Linked DNA regions of Homo sapiens: regions 1, 2, 4 and 5 are each linked to region 3. A link is a loop called in an ENCODE intact Hi-C map of the cell type or tissue named here. Cell type or tissue: IMR-90. All regions are shown on one strand. Region 1 overlaps ZFAND3 (zinc finger AN1-type containing 3). Region 2 has its middle 28 kb from the start of ZFAND3-DT. Region 3 has its middle 7.8 kb from the start of MDGA1. Region 4 overlaps ZFAND3 (zinc finger AN1-type containing 3). Region 5 overlaps ZFAND3 (zinc finger AN1-type containing 3).

What was found. Hi-C counts contacts between places; a loop is a spot of excess contacts. Peaks named below come from ENCODE experiments on the same cell type or tissue, not always from the same donor. Only the 100,000 strongest peaks of a DNase experiment are listed, where the experiment ranks them.
Region 1: it touches region 3 in a loop (4-fold over the local background); 2 of 110 quality-filtered maps call a loop at or near these places.
Region 2: a loop joins it to region 3, with 2.7 times the contacts of the local background. A loop is called at or near these places in 20 of 110 quality-filtered maps.
Region 4: a loop joins it to region 3, with 8 times the contacts of the local background. A loop is called at or near these places in 55 of 110 quality-filtered maps.
Region 5: a loop joins it to region 3, with 13 times the contacts of the local background. A loop is called at or near these places in 15 of 110 quality-filtered maps.

The regions. Positions count from the first base shown.
Region 1 is chr6:38,154,059-38,159,058 of GRCh38, reverse strand. It overlaps ZFAND3 (zinc finger AN1-type containing 3), which reads right to left. Exons shown (of 6, transcript NM_021943.3): 6 at 4,435-5,000. Among named protein-coding and RNA genes, the nearest start is that of BTBD9-AS1, 330 kb to the left of the region's middle. In IMR-90, no CTCF peak of the experiment used is centred here; a DNase peak (open chromatin) is centred at 3,068; H3K27ac peaks cover 849 bases.
Region 2 is chr6:37,788,731-37,793,730 of GRCh38, reverse strand. No RefSeq gene overlaps it. Among named protein-coding and RNA genes, the nearest start is that of ZFAND3-DT, 28 kb to the left of the region's middle. RefSeq lists enhancers at 2,024-2,318, 2,044-2,338. In IMR-90, a CTCF peak has its summit at 2,106 (motif pointing left); a DNase peak (open chromatin) is centred at 2,180.
Region 3 is chr6:37,703,157-37,708,156 of GRCh38, reverse strand. No RefSeq gene overlaps it. Among named protein-coding and RNA genes, the nearest start is that of MDGA1, 7.8 kb to the right of the region's middle. RefSeq lists a silencer at 2,322-2,581. In IMR-90, a CTCF peak has its summit at 2,568 (motif pointing left); DNase peaks (open chromatin) are centred at 2,286 and 2,706; H3K4me3 peaks cover 763 bases; H3K27ac peaks cover 705 bases.
Region 4 is chr6:38,010,207-38,015,206 of GRCh38, reverse strand. All of the region lies in intron 2 of ZFAND3 (zinc finger AN1-type containing 3), which reads right to left. Among named protein-coding and RNA genes, the nearest start is that of ZFAND3, 190 kb to the right of the region's middle. RefSeq lists a silencer at 2,320-2,614. In IMR-90, a CTCF peak has its summit at 2,406 (motif pointing right); a DNase peak (open chromatin) is centred at 2,416.
Region 5 is chr6:37,858,160-37,863,159 of GRCh38, reverse strand. All of the region lies in intron 1 of ZFAND3 (zinc finger AN1-type containing 3), which reads right to left. Among named protein-coding and RNA genes, the nearest start is that of ZFAND3, 41 kb to the right of the region's middle. In IMR-90, a CTCF peak has its summit at 2,725 (motif pointing right); a DNase peak (open chromatin) is centred at 2,749.

The DNA.
Region 1 (5,000 bases), 450 kb before region 3:
CCTGCTTTGCTGGCAGCTTCTTCTAGGTCTCCTCTGCAGGTTCCTCCGTCCCTCTGGATGGCATCCCCAGGCACAGCCTCCATCCGTCTCTTCTACATTTACACTCCCTTCTTTGGTGTCCTTGGCCCAGCTTGTGGCTTTAAATACTAGCTCTATGCAGGTGACTCGAAACTGTGTATCTCATTTGTACACCGACATCCACAGCAGCCTCATTCACAGTAACTACAACATGGAAGCAACCCCAGTGCCCACTGACAAAGGGGTGGGCAAGCACGTGTGTTTCATCATACGGTGCAGTAGCATCCACCTTAAGAAGGACACAGACATATCTACCATGTGGATGAGCCCGGAGGACATCGTGCTGGGTGAAATCGGCCAGACACAAACAGACGAGTACTGTATGATTCCACTTCCAGTTCTGGAGATGGACGGTGGCAATGGTTGCACCACATTATGAATAGATTGAATAATACTAAACTGTACACTTAAAGATGGTTCAGAAGGGAAACTGCGTGTTCTGCATATTTTACTACCATAAAAATTATTGGGGAAAAATGCCCATCTCCAGCCAGGACCTCTCCACTGAGCCCTGGAACTGTGTATCCAGGCACCACCTCCCCAACCCCCCAGCCCCGCCACACACACACACACACACACACACACACACACATTCTAGCTGGGTGTCTCGTCTACACCTCAGCCGTCTGCTCTCATCCCACCCCCTTCACGCTCCTGCCTGTCGTTCATTAACGGCATCTCTATCTTTCCAGCGGCTCACACTCCAAACTAGAAATTGTCTATAGTTCCTCTCTTCTCTCACCCACACCCAGCCTATCGGCGACTCCTGCTATCTCCATCCTCAAAAATCAGTCCAGGATCTTGCTCTTCTCACCACCTCCCTGCCACCTTGGAGCACTGAGCCTTCCTGCTGGCCTCCCGGACCAGCCAGCCGGTCCTCTGGTCTGTGTACCTCCCTCACTCCCTGCAGGCTGTTCCTCGCACAGTGGCAGCCTGACCGAACCCCCAAGCGGCAGGCAGGGCCCTCCATGCCCATCGCAGACAAAGACCCTCAGACCCTATGCTTCTCCCCCTGCTCCCTTCCCCCTGCGTATCGTGTATGCCTGTCACCCCTCTAATATTCTTTGCACTGCCCTTATTTTGTTCCCTATAGCTGTAGTTTGGGTCACCATCATATCCCCAGTGTCTGGGATGCTGCCTGGCATATAGCAGGTGTTGAATGAAGGTCACCCTAGCCAGGGCTGTGGGCTGGAAGATGCCCCTAATGGGGCTGCCACGGTGCAGACCCAGAGCTTTACCTCTGGGGTCTATGTCTTGGTCCCCACCCCCACCCCGAACTTGGGCACCTTGTCATACACAGCAGATCCCTCTCCTCCTAGTCTGGGAGTCCCTCCTCTTCAGCTCCTCCTGGTGTTTGGTGGATGTGGGCCTGAGGACTCCAGAGACACTCCAGCTCCCTGTCAGCAAGTTCTCCCATCGAACCCTGTGATGTGTGCCCCAGGCCCCTTCAACTGCACTCCTCACTGCTAGGATTGATAGAGCTGCCTGGAAGAGGTGGCCAGGAGGGGAGCCTGAGGTGTGGGGTCCTTCCAGGTCGAAAACTCAAAAGGCCTTTTATTAGGTCCCGGGTCTGGGGTGCTCTCATCTGCCAACAATTCAATCACCTAACCCTGTGGGACGCTCCAGAGGGTGTGCAGCGGGAGGGCCAGGCCTGGGCCCAGCACGCACTCGGTGTTGCCATCTTCCTGCTCCAGGCACTTTTTCCATCCCAGGCTCTCCAGTGACGGGCAGGAAACACCCTTCTGTGTTTCTGTGTGAATTTGGGCACAGCATTTAAGCCAAAGGAAAGGTGACATTCCATCTGTCTGCCCAGCCAAACATCTGGGTTGCTGGATGGCATACCACAGAAGCCCGGAGATAGGAACTTCCAGGCTGACCTGAAGGGAGTGAATTTGACTACTCTAGGTACCTCCAAGTGGAATCACACAGGATCAAGGGAGAGTTTTTCAGGTGTTTGGCGCACAGTAGGTGCTCAATGAACCAGGGCAACTTTTCCCAAGGTGTGCTGATTAAGAAAAGTTTTTTTGGTAACAAATAAGCTTGGTGTTGCCACAGCCACCTTTCCCAGGGTTTTTAAATTAAAAAAAAAAATACATATATATGTTTAGATATGGGCTCTCAGGCTGTTGCCCATGCTGGAGTGCAGTGGTGCAATCCTAGCTCACTGCAGCCTCCAACTCTGGGCTCAAGTGATCCTCCCGCCTCCACCTCCTGAGTAGCTGGGACTATCAGGCGTGTACCACCACCCGCTCCCCGCAGCAATTAAATTTTTTTTTTTTTTTTTGCATCACATGCCACATGCAGGGTTTGAAAAGAAAAAAAAAATATTTTTTCGTAGAGATGAGGTCTCACCATGTTGCCTGGTCTCGAACTCCTGGACTCAAGGGATCTTCCCACCTTGGCCTCCCAAAGTGCTGGCATTATAAGCTCAAGCCACCGCCCTCAGCCTTCAGGGTTTTAAACATGTGCTGTGTTGTGATGTGCCAGCTGCCTGCATCTTCCAAAGCAGCTCTGATCAAAACCAACACTCTATGTTGCATCTCAGAGACCTGAACTCCCTGAAACCCACTTTCAGAGAACAGTAAGGCAGGTTTCTGAGGACTTGGCCCCTCAGTTCCCAGGAAGGGCTTCCATCATTCCCTTATTAAAGCATTTCAATTTTTCAATCAATGTTATATGTTTAACTGTAGTCGTAAATATAAGGCCTACTGCATTCCTATCTCCTACCCCAAAGAAAACCAATTTTAACTTCTAAGCTTTTTCCTCCTCTTTTACCTCCATATTTCTAAATAACATACTACTCTCAAGTTTTCAGCTTTGGACATCCTTTGTTGATTTCCTGCTAAGAACAAGAACTTGGCTCTCTTATCCTCTGCCACCAATACACAGGCACATTCTTTCCCTCTCCCAGTCTCCTACTGAGATCCAGCATATATTTTTACCAGAGCAATATTCACTAGTATTTGTGTTTACATTATTTGTACGTAAATATTATTCACAGCTGAGTCACACAGGGTCTGCAGCTCCTCTTCCTGTGTATTTCTGCTTAGGCATTAATACACTGTTATTACTTGCTTAATTGTCTGTATCTGTCTCTGATTCTTAGACCTTCTCCAAGCCCTCTGACAGGACCCAGTGCTGACAAGATATGGGGCCACCTCGCAGGCCTCGAGCTGTGTGCTGAGTTCCCCCAGAGCCCGCCCCAGGTCCCAAGTCTCCATGTCTTTCTCCGATCACTCCTCCCTCACTGCAGCCTTCCCCCATGTAGTTGCGAGAATGGCTGCTGAGGAAATCAGGTTTTGAGACTCCTGCAGACTTCTCTTGGGTATCTGTGTTACTGTTGTGCCCATCTGGGGCCCTCTCTCTTGGAGACCCCCTTCTTGGGGCTAGAGGGGCTGCTCACAGCTCCCTGAATGTGCTGCTGATGGCTCCCTTGAAGACCACGGCCCACTCCCACCCATGGTTTCCTGTTTCTCACGCCACCCAGCAGGAAGGTTTCTGCTTGTCTTCCCACCATCCCCTCTTCTTGCTGTGGACTGTTGTTGGCATAACAACAGTTATGTTGTTGCTGTGGACTGTTGCTCTGTGAAGCAATCAGGAAGGAGCTGACGCAGACCCAGTTCCTGTGGACCAGTGGGCAGAGCACAGCCCACTGCTCCCTGCAGGCCCGCCTCACACCCAGGCCACCAAGGCCCTCTCTTGCCCTTTGCCCCCGTGCTTGTTCATCGCCACTGGGCCTCTGATTTCCTCTGAGGATTTTCATCACGCTCATGACAACTATGCGGTCAATATCTCTGTCCTAAAAGAAGTGGGGACAGGTCCCACTCCTGTGCCTCGCCCCTGCCCTGCCAAATGTTTTTTGAACATTTAAAAATGTAGTTAAGTTCATCCTATACACCAAAGAGTGCCACAGCACACACCTCCTCCAAGCCAGCCTTTGGGAGCCTTCGTCATCCATCCTGGAGGCCCTTCCTAGGGTGGGGTTCGGGTCTAGGGCATGCTGCCTTCCCTCAGGACCCAGCACCCACCCCACCCACGCCTGGGGCCCTCAGGGCTGGGGCTCGTTTTCTGATCCCCCCCAGTGTGTAACCTCCTGGCTGCTGGCACAGGCTTGGCCCTGCAGACCCACCTTTACCCCAAGGCCAGTCCCGCAGCTTCCCAGGGCAGAGGCTCCCAACAGAAAGCAAGGAAGCGGCTGTTTAGCCTGGACACTAACTGGACGAGTGCCTCCAAGTACTGCAGACGGTCTCTGCACACAGGCCCCCATCTCTTTCCAGCCCTGGCCAGGGAGATGGGTCAGTTTTCCCAGCAACCCAGGGGGCACTTAGGAGAAGGGGTGAAACAAGAAAACCAAACTTTCATACGATTGGTTTAATTTTTTTTTTCAGCAGGAGAAAAAAGAATAAAGTTACAAGATTCTTTTAATATTTTCACAATGTTAAAACTAAAACTGAGCTCTAGGCTATGTGTGTAAGTAAATCTAGAACACAAAAGGGTTAAATAAGATTTTCTCTTTTAAAGATACAAGAATTTAAGCTTTCCTTACATTTAACAAACTTCACAGAACAGATACTGCAGGGGAACAAGCCCCACCCCCCACCCCCCCCAGCTCTAAGTCAGGAAGCGAACATGGGCTTCGCTCCCCCAGGCCAGCTCCCCTGGGCTCCTTCCCATGGCTGCCTCCACGCAGCAGGCAGAGGAGGGGGCGGGGGGCCCTGGGGAGGGCCGGGAAGGGCTCGCACAGCCTCTTCGGGACCAGAGCTTGGCGGAAGCCTATGGGGGGCTGCCTCACTGAGGATGGCCCGTATGGTGGCCAAGGGCTGTGGCTTGACAGCAGTGGTAAACGCTGGGCAGACCTGGCCCCTCTGCCCTGGGTTGCCCTAGAGCAAGACACCGGTCTGGGTCCTGAAGCAAGAATTAAG
Region 2 (5,000 bases), 86 kb before region 3:
GGGCTCAAGTGATCCTTCCACCTCAGCCTCCCAATGGGCTGGGATTACAGGTATGAGCCACCACACCCAGCCAAATTTGGAAGTTCTATTGCTGTGGAAGAAGAGAGGCAACCCTAGCAGTCTTTGCCACAGATAGGTTAGGTAACCTAGCTAAGGCCACACAGTGGAGAATTCGCCAAAGCTGGGACTCAAGCCCATCTCTATGAGACACTTCTAATCAAAAGGATAGGGCAAGGTATTTACAACTTTTTAAAGAGAGGGTAGAGTATGCTAGGAGTTGGAGATAGGAGAGTTCTGAGGTCAAGATCAACAGGAACTTGTGCATCAAAATGCACATACTGAGTCAGGTCCCACAGGGGTGGATTATCTCTCCTTGAGGGGCTGGCAAATACGCGTGATGTCACTAGTTGTAGAGGAAGAGGTTGGGGTAAGTCTCCTAGAAGGACTTAGGTCACTTCTTGGGCAACAGCTTCAAGAGGCAGAATCCTGTAGCCCGGGTTCAGCCAGGCCCCCAGGGAGGACCTGGGAGGGAGCATAGTTTCCTCGTGACAAGACAGTTTGCAGCAGCACTCCAAGGTGGCCCAGTGCTGGGCTATGGAGAGGGCTTATCAGCTGCGAATAGGAAACTGCTGCATTTCGCTCCTAGAATTTAGCCTCAATCACTTCTTCAGTAAAGGCTTTCAGGCTTAACCCTTTGGGATTGGGCAGGGTTCTGTTCTCCTGAGGGGACCCTCCAGTCAAGGGGAGGCACTCTGGCACCAGCAGGGACAAGAAGCAGAGAGCCAGGGAGGGTGTAGCCTAGGCCAGCAGAGGCAAAAGCATTTCCTGCCTAAAGCTGGGTGCAATGAGAAGTGTGGGTGCTGAAGATCGAGGGTGCAAGGATGCGCAGATGATGCTGGACAGCTGCTGAATGGGAAGTCTTGGTTCCAGCAGTCTTACATCCTCTTTCAAGTTCTCCCACCACCCTCTGCCTCCAAAAGCATTAACAGTAGTATTTCTAGCTATGTGGCTTTGGGCACAGCAGTTTATCGTGAGCATCAGTATCCATCTGTACATATCTGAGCCTCAGTATCCTCATCTATGTAATGGGCAAAAATACTATTTTGAGGTAGGAATACAGGTTACCTACAGGGCAGCCTTGACTGGGGCAAAGCATAGGGGATGCTGGAAATGCTCTGTATCTTGATGTGGAGGGCGGTTACACAGGTGTACATACATTTAAAGATTCATCCGGCTGTATGTGCACTTAAGATAAGGGCACTTTACTAACATGTAAGTTATAGCCCAATATAAAAGTTAACAAATAGGCCAGGCGCAGTGGCTCATGCCTGTAATCCCAGCACTTTGGGAGGCCGAGATGGGTGGATCACCTGAGGTTAGGAGTTCGAGACCAGCCTGGCCAACATGGTGAAACCCCATCTCTACTAAAAATACAAAAAAAAAAAAAAAAAAAAAAAAAGAAATAGCCATATGTGGTGGCAGATGCCTGTAATTCCAGCTACTTGGGAGGCTGAAACAGAAGAATCACTTGAACCTGGGAGGTGGAGGTTGCAGTGAGCTGAGATCACGCCATTGCACCCCAGCCTGGGCGACAAGAGTGAAACTCCATCTCAAAAAAAAAAAAAAAAAAAAAGTTAACAAACAGAAAAGATGCCCCTCATTCTCAAGTCCATCCTAAAAGGTGATTGTGAGGGCTACAGGGTTGGTGAGAGCGAAACATTTCGCACAGGGCCTGCCTGGCACCGCAGTGTTCTCTCATCCCCTATCTGCACCTGGGATGGATCTGCAAGATGTAATCTCAAGAAAACTAGTTGCCCTAAGTCCTCCGGGCGAACAAAACTGGAGTATGGCTAACTACCAGGGAGATTTCTCTGACACACAAATTAAGGTATAAACACAAATGAGGGATGAGACGTCCTGGTTTTAGGCAGGAGAGGTATCATCATTTCTGTTTTGGAATTAGCTGAGGCACAGAGGGTGGCCAGGGTGTAGGAGGCCCAGGAAGTCAGGCCCCTGACTCCCAGTCCAGTGCTCTTCCCAGAACTGGAGTCGCCCAGATGGCCAGGATGTCAGGCCTGGCTCCCCCCGCCCCCATGTGGCCAGCCTGGGAACTCTCCAGTTGCAGTGCTGCCAGGACTGCCTGTGCACAGATGGGCGAGACAGGCTGCCCCTCCTCCCTGTAACTCTGCACTCGATGACAACATGACAACTCAGTAATGAGTCATCCCAAAGAATGAATGAGCTGGAGAACAAACCCCGCCTTCTGGAGGCGGGGGCAGGAATCCCAGAGTGGCTCCCCTGCCTGGCTGCTGCATATTCTTTGCAAACTTGCTTGTCCAGCCCCTGGGTCTACAGGAGAACAGGGATGGCAGTGTTATCTCCCAGGTGCCCTGGCTGACCTCTTGATCCAGCCACTATGCCCAGCCCCCAGAGCCTCTACATTTGATAGTCCCAGCGAGACTTCCATTCCTTGACCAAATGGTTCCCCTACCCTCCCTTAGGCACCTGCTCCCAAGTCCTCTTTCTCTTTCCAGCAGCCCCTTTCTCCCTGCTCCCTGACATGTACTCTCTAACTCAACCTGATTGTCTACTGGGCCCAAACCCTCCTGGCTGAGGTGAGAGCCTGTCAGCGGATCATTCATTACTGATACCCAGCAACCCCATTGTCCCCAAGCTGGTTTCTCCATCCCAATAAATCCCACTTGGTAGCCAGTCTAAATCAAGGCTTGAAAGCAATCTTAGTGTGAATTTCTGGATCTATTTGTTCACTTATCCATTCAAACCTTCAATAAGCATGTATTGAGTGGCCCCTGTATGCCAGGCATTATGGGGGATACTAGAGGTATAAAGACACAAAGCATTGTCATAGTCCCTAATTTGGCACCCCAAACTGTTCCTTTTTACTCTTTCCTCCTTCCCTTCAAAAGCTCTGTTTCTGAGTTTTTCAGCTTACTAGCTATGTGACCTTGAGCAGAAAACAAACAAGAAAAAGAAACCATTATTATAGACACCAAGTGCTATGCAAGGTGATTTACATCTGTTATTTAATTCTCCTGACAACACTGCGAGGTAAATATTATTATCCCCATTTTTCTAGGTGAGGGAATGGAGGGTCAGAGAACTTAGTTAAACTTGTCTGAGACCACACAGTTAACAGCTGGCAGAGCCATGGTTTGAACCCAGGTCACTCCACCTCCCCAAACCCGTTTCCTCATCTGTAAACTAAATCTGTGCCATACATAAAATCCAGGCTAGGTACAGGCTAGCGGGTTTAGAAACCCTTTCTGCTTTTCCCCACCCCTAGGTTCATGGCGAAGACCTTGGTCAGGGCTTCAGCTGTGCCATGCATGGCATGAAGACCCAAGACTGTATTTGGAGGCTTCTAGGGCCCGTCCAGGGGGTCCTGAGGCTGTCCTCTTCTCCCACAGATACGTTCATGATGTAGTGTTGTAGTAATCTCATCCCAGCATGGCACAACCCAGTGGAAGGAGGTGGAAATGGTATGTTGCCATTTATTTTAAAAGTCAGAAATGTGTCTCAAAATAATGAATTATTCAAAAGACAGGTACAAGGATGCTCACAGCAGCTTCATTAAGAATAGCTAACAAGGCCGGGCATGGTGGCTCATGCCTGTAATCCCAGCACTTTGGGAGGCCGAGGTGAGTTGATCACCTGAGGTCAGGAGTTTGAGACCAGCCTGGCCAACATGGTGAAACCCCATCTCTATTAAAACTACAAAAAATTAGCCAGACATGGTGGCAGGCACCTGTAATCCCAGCTACTTGAGAGGCTGAGGCAGGAGAATCACTTGAACCCAGGAGGTGGAGGTTGCAGTGAGCCAAGATCATGCCACTGCACTCCAGCCTGGGCAACAGAGTGAGACTCTGTCTCCAAAAAAAAAAAAAAAGAAAAAGAATAGCTAACGAATGGAGACAACACAAGTGTCCACCAACAAGAAGTTAAATAAATAAACTGTGATTGGGCCAGGCACAGTGGCTCATACCTATAATCCCGGCACTTTGGGAGGCTGAGGCAGGTGGATTGCTTGAGCCCAGGAGTTTCCGACCAGCCTGGGCAACATAGTAAAACCCCATCCCTACAATTTTTTTTTTTTTTTGAGATGGAGTCTCACTCTGTTGCCCAGCCTGGAGTGCAGTGGCATGATCTTGGTTCACTGCAACCTCTGCCTCCCGGGTTCAAGCGATTCTCCTGCCTCAGCCTCCCAAGTAGCTAGGATTACAGGAGCGTGCCACCACGCCTGGCTAATTTTTGTATTTTTAGTAGAGATGGGGTTTCACCATGTTGGCCAGGCTGGTCTCTAACTACTGACCTCAGGTAATCTGCCCCCCTTGGCCTCCCAAAGTGCTGGGATTACAGGCGTGAGCCAGTGCGCCTGGCCTACAAATTTTTTTCTTTTTAAATTAGCCGGGTGAGGTGGCATGCACCTATAGTCCTAGCTACTTGGGAGGCTGAGGTGGGAAGATCATTTGAGGTCGAAGCTGCAATGACCTATGGTTGTGCCACTGCCCTCCAGCCTGGGTAACAGAGCAAGACCCCATCTCAAAAAAAAAAAAAATCAAAATTAAAAAGTTGTGATACATACATGTATATATATTTATACAATGAAGCACTACTCAGTAATGAAAATAATTCCTATAACCACATGCAACAACATGGATGAATCCCACAGACGTGATATTGAATAAAAGTAACCAGGCACAACAAAATCACATACAGTGTGATTCCATTTATATGAAGTCCAAGAAGAGACCATATTAATTTATGGCAATAGAAATCATAACTGTGGCTACCTTTTGGGGGGTGTTGACTAGGAAGGGGCATATACATTTTGAGGAGCTGGAAATGTGGAAATGTTCTCTATCTTGATCTGGGTGATGGTTACATGAAAGTACACACATGTAAAAACTAATTGAGCTGTACCGTTGAGCCTTATGCACTTTACTGCATATATGTTATATATCAAGAAAAAAAATAATGGT
Region 3 (5,000 bases):
ACTCTCCATCAGGAGACCTCCACCTCCTAAACCTAACTGAGTCGGGACATCCCTCTGCTTTGACGACAAACCCCAAAGCTACTTGAGGCAACCCACCCCGCCCCTGCAACCACCAAAAAAACCAACCAAACAAAAAACCCGACTCAGACTCTGGCTTCAGTTCTTTTCTTGGGATGGAAGATGGAAGGTCGTTATTCCAAGCGCAATGGGAAAACACAAAATAAAATTTCAGCATAGATCCTGGCTACACAACTCATGCCTGAACCTTAATTTAAGGCTTCTCAGGCCTCTCCTTGCCAGGTCAACCAAAGACAGAGAAGCACTTACGTGCCGGGGGAATAGGATGGAGTCAGGGCAGCCCTACCTTCCCCTTTGTAGAATGCGGGTTGGAGATGGGAGGTATTGAAGGGAAGCCCAGGAATTGGAGTCAGAGAGACTCGACATGTGGACCCAAAGTAGATGCTCAGTAAATTCCTCTCGTATGAATAAATCCAATCTTGGGCACAGTCCTTCACATCTCTGAGCCTTACCATCTTTATCTGAAAAATGGGCATCTACTCAGTCAACAACCATTTCTTGATTACCAGGCACCCTTTAAGCTATGCGGGATATAGCAGTGAACATGACAAAGATCCTCCCTGACAGAAGCTCCATTTTGTGGGTAAGACACAATAAACGGGTCATGTCATATCCGCTCTAGTAGGATGGGTTGGTACCCAGCCTCTGTCCCCTCATCCTAACTTCATTGCCCTCAGCTGACTTCTAATTGCCTCCCCACCGCAGCCTCCCAAGTGCTGAGATTACAGGCATGAGCCACTGCACCGGGCCCATCAGTTTCTTAATCTGTACAGTAAGGTTGATGAAACCTCATTTAACCACCTTACAACATTTTCGAGAGGGCCAAATTCGGAAGTCATTTATTGGCTGTAGTGATATCATTAGGTCATGTGGTGGAGAAAAAAGAATGAGGAGCCTCAGCTTCTGGCATTTAATTTGCTGTGTGGCTTTGAGGCAGTTCCTTAGTTTCTCTGGTCTTTAGCTACCCACTTTGTTAAATAAAGGACTGGCTTATGATTCCTAACAAAATAATAATGTTTAGTATGCTTACTATATGCCAGGCACTATGCCTAGCACATTTCATATACATTTTCTCATTTAATCCTTCTAACAGCCCTATGAGGTTGGCACTTTCTTGTTTTGAGACAGGGTCTCACTCTGTTGCCCAGGCTGGAATGCAGTGACTTGATCATGGTTCACTGCAGCCTTGACCTGCTCAAGGGATTCTCCTGCCTCAGCCTCCCACGTAGCTGGCACTACAGGTGCGTGCCACCATGCCTGGCTAGTTTTCTTAAATTTTTGATTCACAGAGATGAGGTGTCCTTATGTTGCCCAGGCTGGTCTTGAACTCCTGGGCTCAAGCAATCCTCCCACCTCAGGCTTCCAAGGTGCTGGGATTACAGGCATGAGGCACCATGCCTGGCCTTGCACCATTCTTATGGAACCTGAGATACAGAGAGGTTAGGTAACCGGCCATGGTCGCTCAGCTAGTAAGCAGTAGTGCTGGGATAAAAATTAAGGACTTCTGAGCACTGCTGTCCAATAAAACTCCTGTGATGAGGGTAATGTTGTATATCTTTGTTGTCCAACACGGTAACCACTAGTGTGACTGTGAGCACTTGAAATGTGGCCAGCGTGACTGAGAAACTGACATAAATATCTACCAGTAGCTATGCCTTGGCCAGCGCAGCTCTAGTGTGCCAGTTTTTGGCCCCACTTCTTCGTGAGACGCAGCACCAAGTAGTGGTGAAGAGTATAGACTCTGACTCTGGAGCCAGATTCTCTAGTTCGATTGAACACAACTTACTAGCTATCTGTGACTGAACCTCTCTGTTCCTCAGTTGCCCCTCTAAAATGAAGATGACAAAGGTGGTCATGAAAGCAAATGGCCTTTATTATGGGCATTTGATGCTTATGAATTGTAGCACGCTCCTTCAGATAAACCTTGGGTTAGAGGATGAAAAGGGGGACAGATGGGCAGGCCGGATCATCCTTTAGTGACTGAGTGGGCCGGTGCCTGGGGATTCCTTCCAAGCCCGTGCCAGGCATGGATCCCAAAGGCCCCCTGGGATGGTGGGCATGGAGGGTCCCCAAGGAGAGCCGGGAGAGCCACGTAATAAGACGAGTTAATCAAAAGGGCAGCGAGTCCCCAGGGCTCACAGCGCTCGTCTCACAGCGAGCATGCGCAGGAGAAGGCCCGATGGCTCCTTCCCCCGCCCCCGTCTCTCTCTGAACCATCCGCAGCGTGGCCTGCAGGAGTGGGGGCCAGAACAAGAGCGACCTGGAGGGTGAGGGGCCAAGACAGGAGTTGGCGGCGGGGGCTTGGGGGTGGGTTGGGAAGAGAAGGAGCGAGGGAAGTGAGGTACAGGGTAGGATGACCCGCCAGCTTGTCCTGGGGTCAGGTCAGACCCGAGGGCGTGGCAGCAGGGCCCCCACGTTGTACTGGGGGGGCGGAGGGGGCGGGCGCCATGTCTGTCGTATCCTATGTGAATGGCGCCCCCTGTAGTTTATGCCACGCAGCGGTCGCGGGTGTGCTGAACGCCTCCAAGTCCACGCCAGATTTCCCGCCCCCCACCCCCTTTTACGTGGATCAAAAAGAGCTAATGGCTAAAGGAAAAAGAATTGGCTGGGAGGGTTAAACAGAAAGGGAGCAAGGAGAGTCACGAGGCCTGTCCCTGGGGCCCGGCCCCGGCCCCTCCCCTTCCAATACCGCAGATTGGCCGCCCCTCCTCCCCTTCTCCTTTCTCCTCACACCCCAGCCGGGCTTTTCAGGCTGGAGAACATTTGATCCTGCTTCCCGCGGAGCTGCCGGGGAGAAAGTTAGAAAGACCAGCTCAGCGAAACTTGATGCGTTCCACTGGGGCTGCTGAGGCCTGGGAGCAGATGCCTGAGGACAGAGCCACCCTCAGCCTGGCAGAGCCCCCATGCCTCTAGGAACGCACCTGATTCAGACCTCTCCTCCCAGACAGCATCTCAGAAGGAAGCAGCAGTGGGGGTTGCTAACCCCCTGCCACTGTTTACACAGGGGTTTCCCAGAAACCCTGGGCCTCACCTGCCTGCTTCCCTTCCCCGAGAATCAGTTTTCCTTCAGCCTGTACATAACTCAAACATGTCTTCGATCTTCATTATTTGTATTTGTCCGTAATCTACATATTGTCTGGATAATTTGGGCCTCCGTTATCCTGGTAATTTAGGTCTTGCCCAAAGCCTACTTTTGTTTGAGTTAGTCAGTGTAACCAACTCAGCTCATTTTATTTTATTTTTATTTATTTTTTTGAGACAGGATCTCACTCTGTCACCCAGGCTGAGTGCAGTGGTGTGATCATGGCTCACTGCAGCCTTGACCTCCTGGGCTCAAGGGAACCTCCCATCTCAGCCTCCCAAGTAGCTGGGACCACAGGCGCATGACGCCATGCCTGGCTAATTTTCTGACTTTTTTTTTTTTTTTTTTTTTTTTTTTTAGAGATAAGGTTTTACTGTGTTGCCCAAGCTGGTCTCAAACTCCTGAACTCAAGCAGTCCTTCCACCTTGGCCTCCCAAAGTGTTGGGAACTCAGGCGTGAGCCACCACACCCTGCCACAGTTCATTTTAATGAGCATAAATCAAATAACTACTGTGTGCTCAGCTTGGCACTGGGTACTGTGAGCAGTCCAGACATGAGCAGGACACTCACTCTACCCTTGAGCTCACAGCACACATGGAAACAAAGCACAGAGAACGAATGCCCACTCTAAGCCTGGGGTGGAGGGGTGTCATTCATGAGGCCAGAGTAGCAGGTGGGGCCTTTGGAGAGGAGCTGATCTCTAGGTGCCCTGTAGTCTGCTTAGTCAGAGATACCTCCCTAGGGGAGGTCAGTGGAGTCAGATGGGGCTGGGACTTCTTGCTGGGGTGGAGCCTGGCTTCCAGAGAGAGGGTGCTCTTCCCTGTGGGTGCCAACGGCTGCATGCCAGCTTAACAGTATTTCCTTCAAACAGGCCTCTTTCCCAGGAGCCCAGAAAGACATTTGCATTAGGAGAAAATACCCAAGTAAAACACAGACTACTTCCCTTGGGTTTGGCTGAAATTTGGAAAGCTGCAGGCAACCAGGCTTGAAGAAAGGTTAGGGGCCAAGACGGGGGGATCACCTGAAGTCAGGAGTTCGAGACCAGCTTGGCCAACATGGTGAAACTCTGTCTCTATTAAAAATGCAATATATATACATATATATATTAGCCAGGCATGGTGGTGGGTGCCTGTAATCCCAGCTACTCAGGAGGCTAAATTTTTTTTTTTTTCAAGCCTGGTTGCCTGAGGTGGGAGGACCACTTGAGCCTGGGGATTTGAGGCTGCAGTGATCTCTGACTGCACCACTGCACTCCAGCCTGGACAACAGAGTGAGATCTTGTCTCAAAAACAAAAAAAACAAAAAAAACAAAATGTTCAGTAAGAGCCTAGAAATCAGAGTAACCAGCCAGTGCCTTCCTAGTTCTCCATCCTCTTCACTTTTACCCATGTAGTGAACACTTGGTTGCTGTTATAGTATATCTATCTGTCCCTAGATCTATAGCCTGGCTCCATTTGTATTCCAGGATCTGTAACCCTGTAATAGCAGTCTTCCCCCATCAGACTACGGGCCCTTAGGGCCAGGGCTGTCTCCTCTATCAGACTTGGGCTACCTGAGCGCAGGGCTGTGTCTTTAGCTGTTGGATGCCTCCAGCACAATGGGGTGCCCAGGATTATATAGACACAATGCTTGGGTCCATGAATATTTGTTAAGTTAATGAAGAGTCAAAAGAACTCCACTTTTCCAGCCCATTTGCTTCTTCCCAGACCCACCCCAGTGGGGAAGCAGAGCCTGGTAAACCAGTGTCCCTTACACCTGCTCAGAGTGGGAAGACCATAAATTTCTCAAATCAGTATAAAACAAAATTACTTGTGATCTACTGAACCATCAACTCAAAAAA
Region 4 (5,000 bases), 310 kb before region 3:
TCCTTAAAGAAACTACAAAAGCACAGTTAACTAACTAAGCATCCAGGGCAGAGTTATAATATAAAAGATTTCCCTAAAGGTAAATATCCCATGTTAAATTCTAGATAACAAGAGAAACAGTAAAATATATACTCCTCCTCCTTGTAGACCTTAAATAAAGTATAAGGTTACATCTACCAGTCTTGGTTTAGTCATCATATTGGTAAAAAGCAGGAGGTTAAAATTAAACGATCTAACGTATCTTCCAACGAATGATTATTTTCTAAATTTGCAGAACTGCACCTGCATCACTTTTAAGCATCTTAATGGAAACAGTATTTTGTGCCAATGAAGCAGAAAGAAGAGGCAAAAAGAAGAGACAGAGAAGTGGGTTGATGCTTAACTCTATACCATCTTCCCTGTATCCTCAAGATTAAATAGGAAATGCCTCCTCCCTTTAGAAAATAGGACCACCCGCCAATCCCATCCGCCAGGAGAAAGAGGATTTCAGTCAAACAGCAACATGAATGAAAAGAGATGATTGAAGCCAGATATACTCTGTGCACTCCAATATTTTTAAAAATTAAAAACAAAAATCTAGGGCTGGCCATGGTGGCTCACGCCTGTAATCCCAGCACTTTGGGAGGCTGAGGCGGGTAGATCACCTGAGGTCAGGAGTTCAAGACCAGCCTGACTCATATGACAAAACCCCGTCTCTACTAAAAATACAAAAATTAGCTGGGCATGGTGGCAGGTGCCTGTAATCCCAGCTACTCGGGAGGCTGAGGCGGGAGAATCGCTTAAACCAGGGAGGTGGAGGTTGCAGTGAGCCAAGATCGCGCCACGGCACTCCAGCCTAGGCGACAAGAGTGAAACTCCATCTCAAAAAAAAAAAAATAATAATAATAATAATAAAGTAAAATTACAAACAAAAATCTCTACTATTTCACCAATTAGTGATTTATCTGTGTTAACAAATTCTCTCTCTCTTTTTAACAAAACTTTTAAAAAGTTTTACAAACTTACAAAAAAGTTGCACGACTAATATTAGTCAATCCCATACAGCCTTTATAGAATTCAGCAACCGTTTACATTTTGCCCCCATTTGCTTTACCATTCTCATTCTCTCTCTCTCCCCTTGCAAACATTTTTTGGGAACTATTTGAGAGTAAGTTGGACAAATACCTCCTTTAACAATAAATACCTGGGCTTAAATAAGCCTGTTAGTTATCTGTAGGTCTTATGCCATCAAAACCTCTTGCATCTGGCTTGAGAAAAGTATTTTCCCCAAAAGCAAAACTTTAAATGTCAGGAGTTTAACTTTAGTACCCATGCAGTATAGATTAAATAGGGTAGTGGTTCATTAACTTTTGCTGAACATCCAAATAACATGGGGTGTCTTTTTTAAAAATACTGATACCTGGCTTCCATTCCAAATACTTTGATTCCACGTGTATGAGGTGTAACCTGGACATTGGAGGTTTTTTTTGTTTTTTTTTTAACTCTCCAGTTTTTAAATGTGTGGCTAAGTTTTAAAACCAGTATTTCAGGGCTTAGGCACCTACACACCATTTGAAATACTGGTTCTAGGAAAATGTGCTACAATGCCAAGCAACTGATTAAAATAAGTCAAATACCATTACATCACAAACTGAGGCAGGTAGAAGCTTCCAATATATGGTTTTAGGCAAATACTGTGTGCTTTCTATGTGTTGTTCTGGGGCTGTAGGATGCAAAGCTAGGAAATAGGCAATACACACAAATAACTACAACAGACGGCAGTATGTACTATATCAAACATATGTCAACATGAATAAGAACATGGAATGTATTTGTTTTGAAGGTTCACAGACTGGTGAGTGGTCCCGAAAGAAGGTGAGATATTCATTAAGGGAGAAAGATGACTTTACTAGGCAAGACTGAAGTAGAATCAAAGGACACTCTGGTAAACAACATCAGCAAGAAGTCTGTGCCACAAAAATGTTAGCGAATGATAGTGTTCCATTAAAGCCCCAAGTGAAGTTGAAAATACAGGACATAAATTTTGTATATACTAATCAATGTAACTCAAATTCGTGTATTAGGAATTAGGAATGATATATATAACAGTGTCTGGCACACAGAGGTGATCAGTGAGTCTTCCTTTCTGTTTCTCTGACTTAGAACAAAAAGTTGACTACGTAAAATTTAGAAAATACACTCAAGTATAATTATGAAAATAAAATCATCCATAATCCTAGTACCCAAATAACCAATGTTGATATTTAAGGTAACTCCTTACTGAAGTTATTCCTCTAGATTACTCCAGATGTTTTATAATACAAAAAAGAATTTTGTATAAAAAACAACAAGCCCCTCAGCCATTCCCCCTCCTGATGTACACTTAAGAGGATCAACTGAAGTTGCAATATGGTCAGAGCAGCCACTAGAGGGTGGCCGAGGCTGATGCATCCATCACCCTCCCCTACTTTCTCAAAGGCCTTTAACTGCCATTCATGTTACGATTTCTGGACCTGCACACCTCATCACATAAAGATTAAAAATTACTATCAGCCAGGCATGGTGGCTCACACCTGTAATTGCAGCACTTTGGAAGGCCGAGGCGGCTGGATCACGAGGTCAGGAGTTCAAGATCAGCCTGACCAATATGGTGAAGCCCAGTCTCTACTAAAAACACAAAAATTAGCCAGGCGTGGTGGCACGCACCTGTAGTCCCAGCTACTCGGGAAGCTGAGGCAGAAGAATCCCTTGAACCCGGGAGGCGGAGGTTGCAGTGAGCCAAGATCGCGCCACTGCACTCCAGCCTGGGTGACAGTGCACGACTCCGACTCAAAAAAAAAAAAAAAAAAATACTATCAAAAAGAAAGGAGGAAGCTCTTCAGGGTAATGAAGTGTTAATAGTTTGGATATCAAATACGGCTACCCAGGATATCAAATATAGCTACTGATTTGTTAGTATATACAAAATTTATCTGCTATGTACTGTATTTCATTCAACTACTTGGTACTTTACCAAATGTCTCCCTCTGTGCTTCTTGAGAACACGACGCAACTTCTCCACTAGGAACGGAGATGCTTACATTACACAGCATACAGCAGCATTCTACATTCCACTACTGCCTGCCACACCCCATCCCCACCATTTAACATAACTGACGCAGTGTGTGCTAAACATCTCAATTCTGAATACTATTACAGAATTTGTTTCAAAGTACTATAACATATCCCAACTATCAAATGTCTAATTTTAAGTATCTTTTTTATATTTTGAACTTTCATATTATAGTTTCCAAAAAAAGAATGACAAGAAATATAGCTACGTATTCTTTAATTAGCTGAGAAACAGGTTAAAACCATTTTCCAAAGATTTACATGAAGTTTTACCTTCCCCGAATCCTCTTAATTGATCAGGTGTGATCATAAATGATATAATAATTTATAGTATTTGATCACGTTTTAAGTGTAATAGAGTTCTGGACAACTACAAAACCAATTAATATAAAATTAATTGTGCTACTGATTGTGGAGAATCAAATAATGTTCTGAGAACATACAAGTTACAAACCAAGATGATAACAATCTGAAGAAAAAAACAACTTTCTTCCTCCTTGGTACTTTTAGCATAAATGCCACAAAGTACAAATCCACAAACCAAAAGGAAATGAAAATTAAAACTACAAATTAAAATTAAAAATACAAATTAAAACTACATTCCACACTCAGTGGAATGACCAAAATTTTTTAAAGACTGACAACACCAGGTGTTGGCAAGGATATGGAGCAACTGGAACGCTCATGTACTACTGATGGGAATTTGTAAAACAGTACGGCCACTCTGGAAAACAGTTTGGCAGTTTCTTATAAAGTTAAGCATACAGCTGCTGTACTTTATCATACAACCCCAAAATTCTACTGTGTGTATTTATGCAAGAAAATAAAAGCATACATTCATACAAAGACCTGTACTCAAAGGTCTACAGAAACTTAAAATACTCCAATACTGGAAATAACCCAAATATCCATCAGCTCAACAAACTGTGGTAAATTTATGCAATGGAAAGCAATGAAAAGGAACAAACTACATGAAAACAACATGAATGAGTCCCAAACGTATTATGCGAATTGAAACAAGCCAGACACAACTGTATACATCCATTAATATGAATTTTTAGAAAAAGCAAAATGAGCCAGTCATTGGCATGCACCTGTAAGTGCCAGCTACTTGAGACGCTGAGGTGCGAGGATCACTTGGGCCCAAGAGTTCAAGACCAGGCTGTGCAACACAGTGAGTCCTCATCTCTTTAAAAAAAAAAAAAAAAAAAAGTTGGGCCGGGCGCAGTGGCTCAAACCTGTAATCCCAGCACTTTGGGAGGCCGAGGTGAGCGGATCACCTGAGGTCAGGAGTTTGAGACCAACCTGGCCAACATGGTGAAACCCCATCTCTACTAAAAATACAAAAAATTAGCCAGGCATGGTGGCAGGCGCCTGTAATCCCAGCTACTCGGGAGGCTGAGGCAAGAGAATTGCTTGAACCCGTGAGGCGGAGGTTGCAGTGAGCTGAGATTGCGCCATTGCACTCCAGCCTGGGTGACAGAGCAAGATCCTGTCTCGGAAAAAAAAAAAAAAAAGGTTGGGGGCGTAAAAGCAAAATGATAGTGACAGAAAACAGGTCCATGTTTGTCATAGACCAGGGCATGAAAAGACTTAACAGCTGAAGACAAAAGCAAGCAACATATCACCAAACCTGAATTAATCTAATCAAAATGACAGTGTTAGATATAAACTTTCAAAATCCCAGTTAAAGTCCTGTACAATGGCTCCTCAAATAACACTGTTTCCTTCAACATCATTTCATTAGAAGGATGGTAAGGGGGGAAAAAAATCAACTCCCAACTGAGGCCACTGTCTATATGGTTCACACCTTCTCCCCATGCACACCTGTTTTTTTTCTGCGTACTCTTCCCACATCCCAAAGCTATGCATGCTAGGTTCATTGATGAGTCTAAACGGTTCCAGAATGA
Region 5 (5,000 bases), 160 kb before region 3:
GATGTGGGAGCATTCTCCTATTGGAGTTCAGTCTTGATCAAAGTGTCAGCGCAGGAATCAGACTCCTAGGAAGGTTACAGTATCTCCTGACAAGACCTGCCAACCACAGCAATAGTGTTGCCATTACTCGATGCCTGCCTTCTGATGGATTTGGGTGAGTAGCTGAGCAAGCCAAGGGGAGGCTGGGTGATTAAATAAGAAATAGGGGATTTTTAGTTAGACAAGGCTTCATCTGAGAAAAAAAAAAACGTTAACAAATAATCAGTTGGAAGTTGGCCCAAATATTTTCCCTGGAAAATACCCATTTTTTTTTCCCAGCAAAATTTTGTTAGGGGTTATGTTATTGAGGAATGAACTGACATGAATACGTGGAGATGTTCTGTAATACCATACTATGCTAGACATCTGAAGGCCCAGGGCACTTTGTTTTTTTTTTGTTTTGTTTTGTTTTTTTTAGAGACAGGATCTCGCTCTGTCACCCAGGCTGGAGTGTTGTGGCACGATCACAGCTCATTGCAGCCTTGACCTCCCCAGCTCAAGCCTCCTGAGTGAGCTCAAGTGAGCCCGCCCACCTCAACCTCCTGAGTAGCTGAGCCTATAGGCAAGCACCACCATGCCTGCTTTTTCTTTTTTTTTTTTTTGGAAAGATAGGGTCTCACTATGTCACCCAGGTCTCAACTCCTGGGCTCAAGCAATCCTCCAGCCTCAGCCTCCCAAGGTGCTGGGATTATAGCCATGAGCCACTGTGCTCAGCCCCTGCAGCAGATTTAAATTCCAACTCGTTATAACTTCTTAAAAGACTATGAAAATATCAAAATGTACATGAATCAAGTTTTAAGATACTGTATGATGGGTGAATGAGGCCGTCTACTGTACCATTTCTTTCTTTGAATTCTTAGGCATGGTTTGGCAGTGCAAGAACTTTGCAATATTAATAAATTCAATAAAAAGTAAACATATGGTTAAAAAACAACAAAAATCAAAATATAACTTAAAAATTAAATTTTTTAACATTAAAAAATTCAATAAAAAGTAAACATATAAAAAAGTAAACAGAAATCAAAACATAACTTAAAAAATAAAATTTTCTTAGGCTATTTCCTCTTTGAGCACATTTTTAAAAAATAATTCTGAAGTCATAGCCCAACTTAATAAGAAAGAATGTTATGAATCAATTATTCCATTTGCATCAGTGACAACACTGGGAAAGATTATAAGAAAATGCTTATGATGCAGAGCAGCAAAACACATACAACATATTTTCTATTTCTACTTGAAATAGTTCAATAAGCTTACAAGGCTCTAAAAACAGTGAAATATTAGAATAAAGCTCCAGTTATCCATATGTAATGCTTAAAAAGAAGTATTTCTAAGTAAATTTTGGAGTGTGAAAACCACACATCATAATACATAAGGCTCTGTGGTACTAACCAACTCTCTCTGAAGTTATTGCTAGAGGAGCACAGACTTATTTGCAGCCAGATATATGGAGGATGAAAACCTAGAAGTTTCATAATTCTTTCATAATATTTCATAATAGTTTTAACCCCTGTAAGTCTTACTTTCTTCACCTGTGAAATGTAGACACTCATACCACACCAGAAGATTAATGCTGGGATCAAATCAAGTAAGTACGTAAAGCCCCTGAAACAGTTCTTTTTTCACTGTACCCTTAATAAATTACACTAATTTCCTACTCGTCTTTTTTATCATGTTGTCCCCTCAGCCTGGAATGCCTGTCCTTTTCCTCCCCGCTCCTGTCTACCTAGACCACATCATTTCTTCAGTGTCCTTTTCTAGTCACTCTTGATACCCACTTTATCTACAACACTATGATAGCCTTTCTCATCTTTGAAATCAAACTGTTTACTTTCATCATGCTATTTTTTTATTTTTATTTTTTGAGACACAGCCTAGCTCTGTCGCCCAGGCAGGAGTGCAGTGGCACGATCTTGGCTCACTGCAACCTCCACCTCCCAGGCTCAAGCAATTCTCATGCCTCAGCCTCCCAAGTAGCTTAGATTATAAGAGTGTGCCACCATGCCTGGCTAATTTTTTTATTTTTAGTAAAAACAGGGTTTCACCATGTTGGCCAGGCTGGTCTTGAACTCCTTGCCAAGTGATTTGCCCGCCTGGGACTCCCAAGTGCTAGGATTACAAGTGTGAGCCACCACGCCCGGCCTTATGCTATTTAACTAGACATTGCTCTCATTTTTATTTAACATTTCACTGGCATATGGTACAGATTTCCAGCAGAGAAGCTTTAAGGCTTCATGGAGTACCATATCTCATCCTTCTACATCCACCTCAACACCTATCAGTGCTTTACAGAAACTAAGCCACATCCCATAAATGAATAAATGATCAAATAAAGGCACAGAAATTACAAGTTGTTCTGTTTGAAAAAAAAAAACTGGGTGAAAAAGGTACCTGATGTGGCCGTCACAAACAGAGAAGAGTAAATATATGGTATATAGTGTTAACTAAAATCTAAACCTACTTAAAAAAAAAAAAAAAAAAAACTAAGTGAATATCCCCTTGGCACTAAACATCACTGCAAACAAGTCCAAATGAGGAAAGACATAATGCAATCAATTTCTTACTCAAAATGATACCCCCTATAACTTTAGCCACTTCTACAGAGAATAAAAAATTTGACAGATATTCTCAGGTCTGAATTAGGATTCTGCTTTTCCTAACTCACTGTCTTCCTAAAAAGTCAGCCAGCAGGGGGAGTGCAAATTCATTAACATCATAGTCACAAAATACTTATGGCTAACAAATTTTTGAAATTCTGGAATTTCTTTTTAAGTCAAACTTCTGAATATAAGCCACAAAAACTACTGGAGGCCATGCATTTTAAAACCATAATATTTTATAATATTATTCCTCTTTACTATGTAAGTACTCCATAAAACTGCCACTTCTTACCTCAGGTCCTTTTGGGTTTACAGGTACATTCCAAAAAAAAAAAAAAAAAACTCTTTTTGGCCTGGCACGGTGGTTCACGCCTGTAATCCCAGCACTTTGGGAGGCCGAGGCGGGTGGATCACCTGAGGTCAGGAGTTCGAGACCTGGTGAAACCCCACGTCTACTAAAAAATACAAAAAAAAAAAAAAAATTAGCTGGGCGTAGTGGCAGGCTCCTGTAATCCCAGCCACTTAGGAGGCTGAGGCAGGAGAATCACTCAAACCCAGGAGGTGGTGGTTGCAGTGAGCCGAGATCACGCCACTGCACTCCAGCCTGGGTGACAAGAGCAAGAGTCTATCTCAAAAAAAGAAAGAAAAAAAAAAAAAACCCACTCCAGCCTGGGCAACAGAGCTAGACTCTATCTCAGGAAAAAAAAAAACCCTTTTTAAAGACAGAAAAATAAATCATTATTCATCAAAATTCAAATGACAATGGAGAAAAGCTACTACATTCTAAAATGTTACACAAACTGATTGAGGTACAAGGCCAGTCCCACAATATTTGCAAGCCATTCATGAATTCAATCCTCACCTATCACTGAAATCAAAGCCTCACCTGAAGGTCTCCAGCCTGCTGCTATCATGCCCCTCCCCAATAAGCAAACATTAATTTTTAGCTCATGACCATAAGATATGAAAATAGACCATAAGATCAGAAAATTGGTAGGTAGAAATTATGTATTTTGTAACATACAATATACTATTTAAAGAGCAACAAAGTCTCTGGTGACAACTACAGACAATCATAGCTACAGATGGTATGGAAGAGCGATGAAGAGAAGAAAGGGTTCAGCAACAGAAGATATTACAGGCCAAGTCCAAATTGCCAAACACAGAACACTGAAATAAAATTTAAGCAAAAGTGTGCCAGGATCATCTGTCTTTAATAGAAAGAATCAATGAGATGGATAGAATCTAAACATAAATTTTCTCTGTTCAGCTAAAAAGTACTAGTATATACATTAACATACTTGATCCTTTCAACAATCCTGTAAAGCAGGTAATGGAATTGAAATAAAGAGAGGTTGTCTTATTCAAGGCAACAAAGCTAACAAGTGGTGGAGCCAAAATGCTAACTTGGGCTTTCTGGCTCCAAAATCAAAGTTCTTTACATCACAACATGCTGCTCCTTGTTGAAGCCAGGGCTAAAACATACGTGTATCAGAAATGTAGCTGACCTGCTCCCACAGACACAGGATTTTTTAAAATAATAATACATGCATGAAAGTACGACATGCACAATGCTGGCCCTGGCAGCAAATCTTCTAGCTCTTCTAGTATAAAGAAATGGCAGTGCAGCTACTGGTAAAATCAAAAAAGGTGTTTGCAGCAGAGCACTATAAACACGAAAGAGCCAATTAAACATTAATAAATCCTCAAGGAGTAAACACACTGGTCTTCAAAACGCTGCCCCAAAAATTGTTTTTAAAAACATCTTAACCTTTTATAGATTTTCTTCACCTTGTTTAACAGGTTTCACTCATACGCAGGAAATATTAAATACACAGTGTTAGATGAGCAATACATGTCTTTTGTGTTCAAATCAGGAAAATATAACAGGATGTGTTTTATAGTCAATGCTCCATTTTTCAGTCATATAGGTGGAAACAGTCTTTTGTTATATATTTGCAAAGTAAATGTTTTATGGAAAAAACTACTCTCCACTGCCAGAAGCCATCCTCTTTGAAAGCACATAAAGCCTCAAAAAGGATTTCAAAGCTCTATTACTCCACAGCCTACTCCAATGCTAGTTTTCAATCTTATTCTAACCTTTCGGCACGTCAAGCATAACCCTTCTTACAACCACATGTTGGCATTCTGGTGAAGTCTTGAAGGTCCTTAGTACCTGCTACAAACCACCTACAATCTACCATCCCCTCCCCAGGAAAAGTGTCCCAAGAAGTTCTTCCAGCATAAAGTTGCCAGTGTCTATCAGTGAAGACAACCCTAATATTCTGATTGTGCCAGGCTGAACCAGCTATTGGTGTCCCAGCAAAGGATGCCATAGACTGACTGGACACCTAGGGTCAA